Linked DNA regions of Homo sapiens: region 2 is linked to region 1. The links are chromatin contacts, found by Hi-C in ENCODE. All regions are on one chromosome and are shown on one strand. The core of a region is the stretch at or near the end of the contact, and the rest is flanking DNA. Distances in the headings are between cores, read along the strand shown. Region 1 holds the start of LINC02003 (long intergenic non-protein coding RNA 2003). Region 2 has its middle 72 kb from the start of SOX9.

Evidence for each region. A loop is a pair of places that touch in the nucleus more often than their neighbours do. Pooled maps may share reads with other maps.
Region 2: a map of cardiac septum shows a loop between it and region 1 (7-fold over the local background). The contact joins the enhancer-like site here to the promoter of LINC02003 in region 1. A Hi-C loop is called at or near these places in 1 of 168 maps with a recorded cell type or tissue (cardiac septum) and 2 of 50 pooled maps.

Annotation. Positions count from the first base shown.
Region 1 is chr17:72,341,196-72,347,053 of GRCh38, forward strand. LINC02003 (long intergenic non-protein coding RNA 2003) reads left to right here and starts at 1,616. Exons shown (of 4, transcript NR_135222.1): 1 at 1,616-2,947. RefSeq lists an enhancer at 3,488-3,547.
Region 2 is chr17:72,189,819-72,195,523 of GRCh38, forward strand. No RefSeq gene overlaps it. Among named protein-coding and RNA genes, the nearest start is that of SOX9, 72 kb to the left of the region's middle. Within about 2 kb of position 3,178, at least 6 of the 41 ENCODE cell types and tissues checked have a DNase peak (open chromatin) inside an H3K27ac peak, as active enhancers do.

The DNA of each region.
Region 1 (5,858 bases), core at 366-2,865:
TCAAAAACAGAAATAAGGAAATGCAATCACAAAGACACACACACACACCCACACACAGAGACATATATGTATATATAGAGAGAGACATGCACGTACACACAGACCCGCACATGTATGTGTATGTTTGTGTATAGTGTATATAGTTTTCATCCATTTTAGCTGGTATTTAAAAATGCACTTTTAGCTGACAAAATCTGTAAGAATAAACAAGAAGATAACAATAGCCAACATTTATTGAGTTGTTAGTATGTTGTAGACATAGGGAAAAAATATACACCAATCTCTGCACACACATTTTAAAACAATCTGTTCCTAAAATGCATCTATTGGCTCTCTCCTTATTACCCAACATTCTTCAACACTCAGGTACGTGCGGGTACCTGTTTAACATCTCTTTTTGCCATGTGCTTATTTTCCTTCTAACTAGAAAGCTGTAGTTTCAGAATCACCTGTAACAGCCTCAGAGGCAGCCTATGAGAGGCCAAGAAGAGACAGAGTTGGGGGTTGACACATCATTAGGGATCCAAAAAAGCAGAATCCCTGCCAGGAGTCCCCGCCAATATTCTAAACCTCAAACCTTGAATTGCTGAATCTAAAGAATGCCCTGGACAAGAAAATCAACATTAAACACACCTAGAGAAATACAATAAATAGACACATATGAACAGTGCAAGCAGAGAGATTGAGTGCCTCTGGAAAGAGACAAGAGTGGGGAAGGCGTGCAAGGAGGTAGGACAGGACCCGGGGGAATTTGTGAGCTGCTGTCTTTAACCTGTCCCAGGGAAATAAGAATTGAAATATTCCCTAGTGAATATGATTGGCATATGCAGTTCATCCACAGATCATGGAAACACACCCAGATACAGACACACACCACATACAACCTCGATGGGCAATGCTTCCCTCCCACCTTGGTCTCCTGGGGATACCAACTAAGAGACTGGTGCTTCATTCTTGGAGACAGCCACAGTCTTTGTTTCTGGAGGTGGGTGGATCCTCATCTGGTTCATTTTTTCAAGAAACTGCCTGCTCCCTGAGAAAAGCTTGCTGGGGAGAGAGTTGTCTCACTGGATACGTCTGCGGAGGGGAAGAGAAGGGATGGCCTTTCCTCCAAAGATAACACAGCAGCCCCTGACCTCCTGCGAGTCTCCCTCCAAAACCTTCCTAATGAGCTGTCTCTGGGAGGGGGTGGATATTTTCCACACTATCTTGGCCTCTCCTTGGGTTTTTTTTTGAATCTTCACTTTTCCATGCCATAAACACCGTTTGCCATGACCTCTCCCTCACTGCCATCTCGGACAGCTTCTCATGCGTGAAACATATTTTTGTTCATTACTTTGTTGTCCACGACCTTCCTTCCCAACCGTCCAGCCCGGGTCTCCCTGCACCCTTCACCCCCACGTCACACATATAATGAATTGCTATTCCTTCAGACAACGGGGTGGAAAACTGTGGTCTCCAAGGCAACGGGGTATCCTGGGGTGGGGTGCTGGGGAGGGGGGCCTTGCCCGGCCAGGAAAGGACTGGAAGTAAAGGGGGGTGGGGAGGCACAAGCCGAGATGATATCATTCCTGAAGCCTGCAAGCAGCCAATCCGCTGGTGAGGATATGATGTCATCTCCCCCGCCCCCGCCCCTCTTAGCCTAGGTAGCCCCACTGAGAATTCTAGACAAGTATTGAACTGAAGTTGTATTACTGTGAGAGAAAGGGGGCGGGGGATGGCGATGGGAGAGAGAAAGAGATCTACGGACCCTCTGGATGGCCGGAGCAGACACTACAGTCTTCACCAGAGGCAGCCCCATAAAAATGTCATCGTCTCGGGCTCTCCCCGCATTACAACACAATGATTTCTTTGGGGAGGAGAAAAAAAAACTAAGATTTATTTTGCAACCACACCTCCGCCTCCCTTGGAAGAGAAATACTGACCAACAACAAGTTGTGAATGAAATGTCTGCAGATCGGCCCCCCTCGCCCAGCCTGAGAACTTTCCAGACGGAAAGGCGCACACGTGCACACAGCACCAGCTGAGCCGATTTGTGCTGCTCTCAGCAGCCACCGGGGATGGAGGAACCGCTCAAGGATCTCCAGAGTGCGAGCCTGGTTCGGGACAAAGTTGCCCAACCTAGTGGTGTGAGCCACGTAAGGAGCTGGGGAGAGGGGAGTCTGTCCCCAAGACAATGACAGCATCTAGGGCTCAGTGCCAGGCTCCCGGGAGAAGCAAACAAGCCATGGCTTTAGGGAGGGGTGCAGGCTCATTAGAGAGCCCACTGAAGTGTTACCACCATGCAGAGAGGAGGGGTGAGAGGGCACGGCTCTCCTCTGCCAGTTTTTTTCTCTTGGGACGGGGAAGCAGTGCTGCTTGGAAAATAGCAAACTCAAACCTTCCCCCCAAATGCCAGAAATGTTCCCGGGAGTCCAGGCCACAAGGACAGTGTGTGCAATGGCTTGGACCAGGCCAGAGCTGTTCTCCCTCCCCTTAAACTATGCATAAAAAGGAGGTTCCCCCACATGCTCCTCCTGGGATCTTTCTGGGGTTATCCCACATGAACCCGCTTAGATTGCCTTTGAGGAAACAGAGAAGTGAAGATCCCCCATCCACTCCCCATTTTGGAAAAGTGGACATCAAGGCCCAGAGAAGGGACAGGACCAGCCCAATGACCAACAGAGTCACCAGTGACTCTGGGGCTATGCCTAGGACTCTGTCTCCAGTCTACTGTTCATTCCCAAGGACAAGCCCACAACACAGTAGCAGCACCTGCAGATGGAAAGCCTTCGATCTCAATGTCACCTGTTTGCCGCTTTCTGCATAAGTAATGTCATTGTTGGAATGAGTTTATGATGGTCTCCATCCCCATTTCTATGAGCTGTGAGCAAGACATCTGCTGCATAGCTCACGTGTGTTCAGGCCTCCCTGGACCAGCAGCTCTGACTCACACACGCACAGAACGGTAAGGCACAGCCTCACTCCCTAAGGGCCCGAGATCCAGGAAGGGGGACAAAACAGGGGTCATGTAAACATGTGTGAATTGCATACACGAGTAGGATGGATGAGGGCTGGGTTTGCTCAAAAAAAAGAGGTGCAACTCTGACTTTTAATAAATAGTTACTGGCGTCCTACTCTCTGCCAGGTGCTGAAATACAAACATGACTAGGTCTGAGTTCTACCCTCGTGGCATTTATATCAAGAGAAGGAGACTGAGGCTGTAAACTTAAATCTTCCCTATGGAAGCCCCAGGAAGGCAGGGGCTTGGTTGTATGGAGGCTGTATGAACCCGGCACCTAGCATAGCGCCTGCTATACAGTAAACACACGATATGTTGGATGACCAAACAGAAGCAGTGCCTGGAAGGATGTTTCTAACTCTAGAGGACGTTAGCGAAGAGGTGATACTCGAACGGGGCTTTGGAAGATTAATGATCGCTTGCCAGGTGAAAGGAGGGGGAACATTCAAAGTAGAGGGAACAACATTTGTAAAGGTATGACATATAAGTGCAGGACAGGATAGGTTAGATAAGAGAATGAATAACCCCTGTATTAGTCCGTTCTCACACTGCTATAAATAACTGCCCGAGACAGGGTAATTTATAAAGAAATTGACTCACAGTTCCACATGGCTGGGGCGACCTCAGGAAACTTACAATCATGGTGGAAGGGAAAGCAGTCATGTCTTACATGGCAGCAGGTAAGAGAGCATGTGTAGAAAGTGAAAGGGGAAGAGCCTCTTATAAAACCATCAGATCTTGTGAGAACTCACTCACTATCCTGAGAACAGCATGGGGGAAACTGCCCCCGTGATCCAATCACCTCCCACCAGGTCTCTCCCTCAACACCTGGGGATTACAATTCGAGATGAGATTTGGGTGGGGACACAAAGCCTAACCATATCAACCTCCAAATCCCCATGGCTTAAGATAACAAAGGTCTGTTGCTTGTTTTTGCTACATGTCCGTTGCAAGTCAGCTAGCGACTCTGCTCCATGCTGTGGCCACTCTCTGACCCAGGCTGATGGAGCAGCCACAACTGCAATATTATTGCTGGTCACCAGCGAAGATGAAAAGGAGGGCTCAGCCCTTAAGTGACACACCCTGCTGCTTATAACTCATTGGCCATAACTGGTTACATGACCCCACCCAACCCCAACAAGGGCCAGGAAGTACAGTCCTAACTCACCATAATCAGAAAGCTAGAAATATTCAGCAGCAGCATTAATGACTATCACACAAAGACATGTAAAATTGGTCTTGTGTCTTTGGGGAATATACACTGTGAGCTGCAGCAGTCCAGGAAGGCTTCATGGAGGAGATGGGCTCAAAACGGGCTCTGAAGAATAGACAAGAGCCAGGAAGGCAGAAAGAAGAGGGAAAGGCATTGCAGACAGCAGAAACAAGCCAAAGCCAGACACTGGGAATGAAGCTGGTACCAGGCAGCTGGCAGGGATGAGGAGGTGGACTAGAGCGGCAGGATTTGGTTATTTTACCAACTGGATGCTGATCCTTTCACGGTGTCAAGAAAAATTGATCCGGAACACCAGAATGCTAGGTGGCGCTCCTGCAATGCATGCTTTCTCTTTTGGGCCATGTTTTAAACCTTGTATTTGGGAAAATTTCAAATTTATAAAAAGTTACAGAAATAGTAAAAGAAATGCCTGTATACCCTTCACCTAGGGTTTTCTATTATTAACATTTTATTTTATTGAGACAGGGTCTTCCTCTGTCACCCACGCTGGAGTGCAGTGGTACAATCACGAATCCCTGAAACCTCTGCTCCCCCCAGCTCAAGCAATCCTCCCACCTCAGCCTCCCAAGTGGCTAAAACTACAGGCATGTGCCACCATGCCCAGCTTTGTGTGTGTGTGTGTGTGTGTGTGTGTGTGTGTAGAGACAGAGTTTTGCCATGTTGTCCAGGCTGATCTCGAACTCCTGGACTCAAGCAATCCACCCACTTCGGCTTCCCAGAGTTCTGGGATTCACAATATTCTCCTATATAACCACAGTGCAGTTACCACCTTCCCAAATTTGCATTGATAAACTACTTTAATCTCCATCTATGTTCCAGTTTTGTCAATTAATGCAATACTTTCCTTTCTTCCATGGTTTCCCTCCAGCTTAGAATCCAATCTAGAGACTGGCGTTGCATTAAGCTGCCTTGATTCTTTGGCCACCTCCAATCTGAAACGTTGCACAGCTTTCTCACCTTTTTATAACAATCACGTTTTTAAAGAACACAGTCCCAGCTTACACCTCTTTTCCTTTAATAGACTGTTCCACCTGGGGCTTTTGTCTGATGTTTCCTGGTGAACAAATAGACTTTGTACATTCCGGGCAGCTGTGCTACTAGGTGATGCTATGTCCTCATGGTGTCCCTTCTGGAGGCACGAGATGTCATCTGCCCTCTTGGGTGATTATATTTTTGATCCCCTGCTTAAGATATTGCCCAGTTTTCCCACAAATAATAGTTGCTTTTGTGGGGTTTTCTCTTCCCTTGCAAATTAATAAGCAGTCAGAAAGGACACACTTTAAGATGATACAAATATCCTGTTCCTAGGCCGGGTGCGGTGGCTCACGCCTGTAATCCCAGCACTTTGGGAAGTTGAGGCAGGCAGATCACTTGAAGTCAGCCTGGCCAATGTGGTGAAACCCCATGTCTACTAAAAATACAAAAATTAGCTGAGCATGGTGGTGTAACCCCAGCTACTCAGGAGGATGAGGCACAAGAATCGCTTGAACCTTGGAGGCAGAGGTTGCAGTGAGCCGAGATCACGCTACTGCACTCCAGCCTGGGTGATAGAGTAAGACTCTGTGTCAAAAAAAAAAAAAAAAAAAGAAAGAAAGAAAAGAAAAGAAAAAATAAAAGAAACAA
Region 2 (5,705 bases), core at 1,928-4,427, 150 kb before region 1:
AAGGATGTAAGGGAAACAGCTTCCCTTATTCAAACAAAACACAAAGTCCCCAAGGCTTTAAAACTGGAAGCTGATTCTCCAGGTGGGGAGATGGGGGTTGCCAGCAATGTCAACATGGCACCTGAGTTTCTGCTTTCCCCTCCCCCATCTCTCCCTCTGACTCTCACATCCACAGCTATGTCAGCCTGGGAGTGAATTACTGTTTGTCCTTCAGAGCTCTGGCCCAAGTGTGGCCAGCTCTCTCTCTCTTGGCTTCCCTTAGCCCATATGAGAGACTGGAATTTAAGTGTGGGAGAGACTAGGAAGAGAAAACCAAAAGGAAGACAAACAAAGAAAACACAGGAAGTTTAGGCAGCACCCAGATTACAAAGCTGACTTTTCTGAGCCTTCACAGCTAACTCATTCCCAGGGCTGGCCACCTGTGTCTCAGTCCACATCTTGTCTAATAAGTTCAGGCAAATTGTACTGAGACAATTTAAGAGACATCTCCAACGGCCACGCTCCAAGGAGCACCCAACTTGTCTTTATGTGGAAGGAGTCAAGTACTTCCCGTTTCATACTCCTCTCTTCATTTTGTGCCCCCAGAGCCCAAGCAAAGACTACCCATCTCAATAGCTCACCCAGCGTGGTCCCAGCACACCACAGTTTCATTTGCCTAGATATCTGGCAGCACTATGGCAACCACTGAAACGAATGAATGCACCTTTCAGGTGACTTGCCTGGCTCTTATCATTGGCCTGAGAGCATAACAATATCACTTTCTTCTTCTTCTTCTTCTTCTTTTTTTTTTTTTTTAATGCACATCTCACTCTGTCACCCAGCCTGGAGTGCAGTGATGCAATCATAGCTCACTGCAGCTTGGACCTTCTGGGCTCAGGCAGGCCTCCCACCTCAGCCTTCCAGCCTCCCAAGGAGCTGGGACCACAGGTGCACACCACCATGCCTCGCTAATTTTTTGTAGAGATAGGGTCTCGCTATATTCCCTAGGCTGGTCTTGAACTCCTGGGATCAAGTGATTCCCCCACTTTGGCCTCCCAAAGTGCTGGGATTACTGGTGTGATCCACTATGCCAGGCCTATGAAATCACTTTCTAATGAAATTATCAACATTCACAAAAACACCCAAGCCAGCCATCACCATGGATGGCTTATGGCAGCAACAGGGTTGAAGAGCTTGGTGAAGGGATCAGCTTCAATCATCCCCCTTGATTCCCAGTGAAGTCAACATAGAAAAAATTTAAAAGAACAGCAGTCTTAAAGCTCAAAGGAGGGTAATTCAAACTTCCCCAGAACTGCAAACTGGGTTACTTTCTTTCTTTCTTTCTTTTTCAGATGGAGTCTTGCTCTGTCGCCAGGCTGTAGTGCAGTGGCACGATCTCGGCTCACTGCAACCTCTGCCTCCCAGGTTCAAGCAATTCTCCTGCCTTAGCCTCCTGAGTAGCTGGGATTACAGGCATGTGCCACCATGCCCAGCTAATTTTTGTATTTTTAGTAGAGACGGGGTTTCACCATGTTGGCCAGGATGGTCTCAATCTCTTGACCTCGTGATCCACCCGCTTCAGCCTCCCAAAGTGCTGGGATAACAGGCATGAGCCACCACGCCCAGCCCAAACTGGTTACTTTCATGATAACTGAATTTCCTTTTGAAGCATTAACACACATGGTCAATGGAGGTGTTGTGCAGTGCACTTTTCTCCTCCTTTCAGTTGGTGGTGTGTTCCCCGGGTGGTTTTGGGGAAATCTTGGCACTGAATACAAACAGCCAGTCCTCACTCTGACATTGTCAGCCAACGAGGGGTCTCCCAGTGTGGGAATGCTGCCCTGAGGGTGTTGCAAGACCCCCCATCTTCTCTGCTCAGCCCCTCTCAGCTCCACACTTTATTTTCCAGGACTGACCTTCTTGTAACTCTCATGCAATTGCTCCCTTTGGGACTCTTCTAGAAACACATTGATAAGGGACGAGAGGATGAGAAGATGGAAAACAAGCCCAGGAAGAATATCTGGCTCATTTTTTCCTTTGCCGATCAAGTAACAATTTATGCCTGGTCAGGACAGACAGCAGATTTTATTTATTTTGCTAGCCTCCTACCCTATTCCCATCCCAGGGGTGGGGCGGGGTGGGCTGATATTTTCTTTCAAGGCTATACTAAAAATTCCAGCCTCCCTCCTGATTCTAACCCCAGGATTACCATTTCAGGCAGGCAGGACCTCCTTGTCATTCAGAAGACAGCTCCCGAAGCCAGCCTCTCCCCACTGCAATTTGGAGCAGCCTTGAAGCATTTAGAGGCCCAGGGGTCGGGGGAGGTACAAGATGTTCTCTTTTTCTCTCCTATCTCTCAAATGTGTTGCTTCAAGACTGCAGTTGTTTCTTTTTAGCAGAACATCGCTGACGAAACTCCTGATTGTCCCCTGGTGTTATCACTCCCTGTCACATAATAAGCCCTAATCTTTCTCCAGAAGTAAAACTGTTTCCATGCCCGATCCCTTAGCTGGTGGTTTTTTTGGAATCCCTCCAGAGAGTGGGAGTAGAGGTTCAGAGGGAAAGATGATAAAGCCTGGAAAATCCGCTGCCTGGGACCTTGAGGGTTAAGTCAGCCCAGATTTGGGAGAAGAAGATTGGCATTCCCCTGATCCCAGATGGAGAATACTAAATAACTCCCTTCAGCAAGTCAACTTGTTTGGTTATCTTGGAGTGTGGATTGGGGCTAACTCATCCTGGCCAGTCCTTCCGGATGTAGCCTTGCTCAAAATCAAGCCTTTTCCAGGAGTCTTGTTCTCTGGGGCTGCCTCCTCCCAGGCTGATAAAGAGTTTCATCATGGATGATTCAAGAGGTTGAGATGCAAGCTGTGGTGATAGCTAACGATGCCTCTAGCCCAGCTGACCTCACTTTCTAGCTGTTGACAGGTTCAGTCAGGCTGGCCAAACAGCTTCCAACCAGGCCAAGACAAATGGTCTCGGGCTTTCGCACCCCCTTATCCCTCCAAGTCCTTCTTCTGGATGGCAGTTCACCTCTGAGAGTCCCTGCAGATCATCTGGAGTCCACCCCTTCTCCCATAGGCAAATGCATAGACCAGGATAAATAAGACTGCTCCTATTTTCCATGCCCCACGTCATGATGATCTCGTCAGAGGCTGGCATCACCCTCTGGTCCCTCCTTACTTCTTCCCAGAGTCTCTCCTTCCCACTCGAACTGTTCCGGACCTGAGTAGGTGGTTTGGAGTCCTGACTCACTTTAAAAAGCATGCAGTAGGCCCAATCATCTTGTGTGTGTGCAGAGAAGACTTTAAACTAGTTCTCACACACACACACACACACACACACACACACAGAGACACCCCCACACACACAGTGCCTCCAGCCTCTTCTCCAGCCAGGGATATGATGGGAAATGGAGGCCTCTTTATCATCCACGCAGTGGGTAGCATTGAGGGCCTCCAGCTCCTGGGGACCACTCAACTCCTCAGATCCTGAATACAGGACTGGAAGAGAAAAGAGATAACAGGCAAATCTGAAGTCTCCATGCAGTGACCAGACAGGCTGGCTCAGACAGGACACAGCGTTTTCTCCATGACTTCTAGAGTTAAGCATCACTCTGGAAACACTGGAAGGAACAGGAAATGCTGGGGACATGTGGGGAGGAATCATACCCCCTTTCACCCACACAGCCTATTTGTCGGGACCAGGGCTCCAACCAATGTGAAGCTTGGGTTGTATCCACACTGGGCTCAAGGCTGAGGCTGAAGCGGCGCCAGCTGCTCGTGTGGCAATTCGGTCCACAGAGTTAAACCCCAGGGCCTTCATAATAATCATGAATCACACTCCCTGACTGCTGCATGACACTCTGCAGTTCTTAAAATGCTTCTTACATACATTGTTCAGTCCTCATGCCTTGCCTGTGAATGAGGCATTATGACCCCTTTTTCTTTTACAGAGATGGAAACTCAGCTTAGTAAAGGGCAGAAGGAGGATACAAACCTGGAACCTCCAGCTCCAGATCCTTCGATCCTCCCCTGCAGAGGGAATTTAACTGTACTTGAGAATGGATAACGCTTTACTGACATGGGGAAATGAAGCCTTCTAGGCACAAAGATGAGGTCAACAAAGGCAAGGGGCAAAACAGTGGAGGATGTTTTCTTTTAAGATTTGTGTGTGTGTGTGTGATGGAGTTTCCCTCTTGTTGCCCAGGTTGGAATGCAATGGGGCAATCTTGGCTCACCACAACTTCTGCCTCTCAGGTTCAAGCGATTCTCCTGACTCAGCCTCCCGGGTAGCTGGGATTATAGGCGCCTGCCACCACGCCCGGCTAATTTTTTTATTTTTAGTAGAGACAGGGTTTCACTATGTTGACCAGGCTGGGTCTCGAACTCCTAGCCTCAAGTGATCCGCCCACCTTGGCCTCCCAAAGTGCTGGGATTACAAGCATGAGCCACCGCGCCTGGTCTTCTTTTAAGAATTTTTTAAAATTGTTTTGCAGCCGAGCTCTGTGATTCGCACCTGTAATCCCATACTTTGGGAAGCCAAGGCGGGTGGATCGCTTGTGCCCAGGATTTTGAGACCAGCCAAGGCAACATGGTGAAACCCCATCTCCACAAAAAATACAACAATTAGCAGGGTGTAGTAGTGTACCCCTGTAATCCCAGCTATTTGGGAGGCTATGGTAGGAGATTGCTTGAGCCCAGGAAGTTGAGGCTGCAGTGAGCCATGATTGTGCCACTGTATTCAGCCTGGGCAACAAAGCAAGACCCTGTCTCAAAACAAATAAATAAATTGCTTTGCCTCAGCACATTGTAAATTTTTTTTTTTTTTTTAGACGGAGTTTCGCTCTTGTTGCACAGCTGGAGTGCAATGGTGCGATCTCGACTCACCACAACCTCTGCCTCCTGGGTTCAAGCGATTCTCCTGCCTCAGCCTCCTGAGTAGCTGGGATTACAGGCATGTGCCACCACGCCCCACTAATTTTGTATTTTTAGTAGAGACAGGGTTTCTCCATGTTGGTCAGGCTGGTCTCGAACTCCCATCCTCAGGTAATCCGACTGTCCCGGCCTCCCAAAGTGCTGGGATTACAGGCATGAGCCACCACGCCCGGCAGCACGTTGTAAATTTAACTATTCATTCCGTTATGTTGTTAGTCCACAGTTATGGCAGAAATTGTTTAAATATATCTATAGAGAGAGAGAGAGAGATAGATATGTATATGTATTATAGCACTTCCTGTTCCTTCCAGCAATTCCAAAGCAATGCTTAACTCTAGAATTCATGAAGAAAACACCACATCCTGAGCCAGCCAGCCTGTCTGGTAACTCCATGGAGACTTCAGAGCTGCCTTATGATCTCTCTCATCTCCTTCTAGAGTTGTTTTATTCCTTTACATATACAAATACTATATGCAAGCATCATATATATTACTCCATAACTTCCTTTTCCCTTAGAACATAGAAAAATGCTGGAAATATCTTTCCATGTCAGGAAATAAGTGTGTATTGTTTTTGAATGGTTGCCTAGTATTCCATTGTATTGATATTATTGGACACTGATACTGTTTTCATTTTTTAGTCATTGCAAATGATGCTGTAATGAATCTTCTTCTGCACATATCTTTGTGCAGATGTTTGATCATTTCCTTAAGATAAATTCCTGGAAGTGGAATAACTTGGTCCAAACACACCATGAAGGTTTTTTATATGGTTTGGCTGTGTCCCCACCCA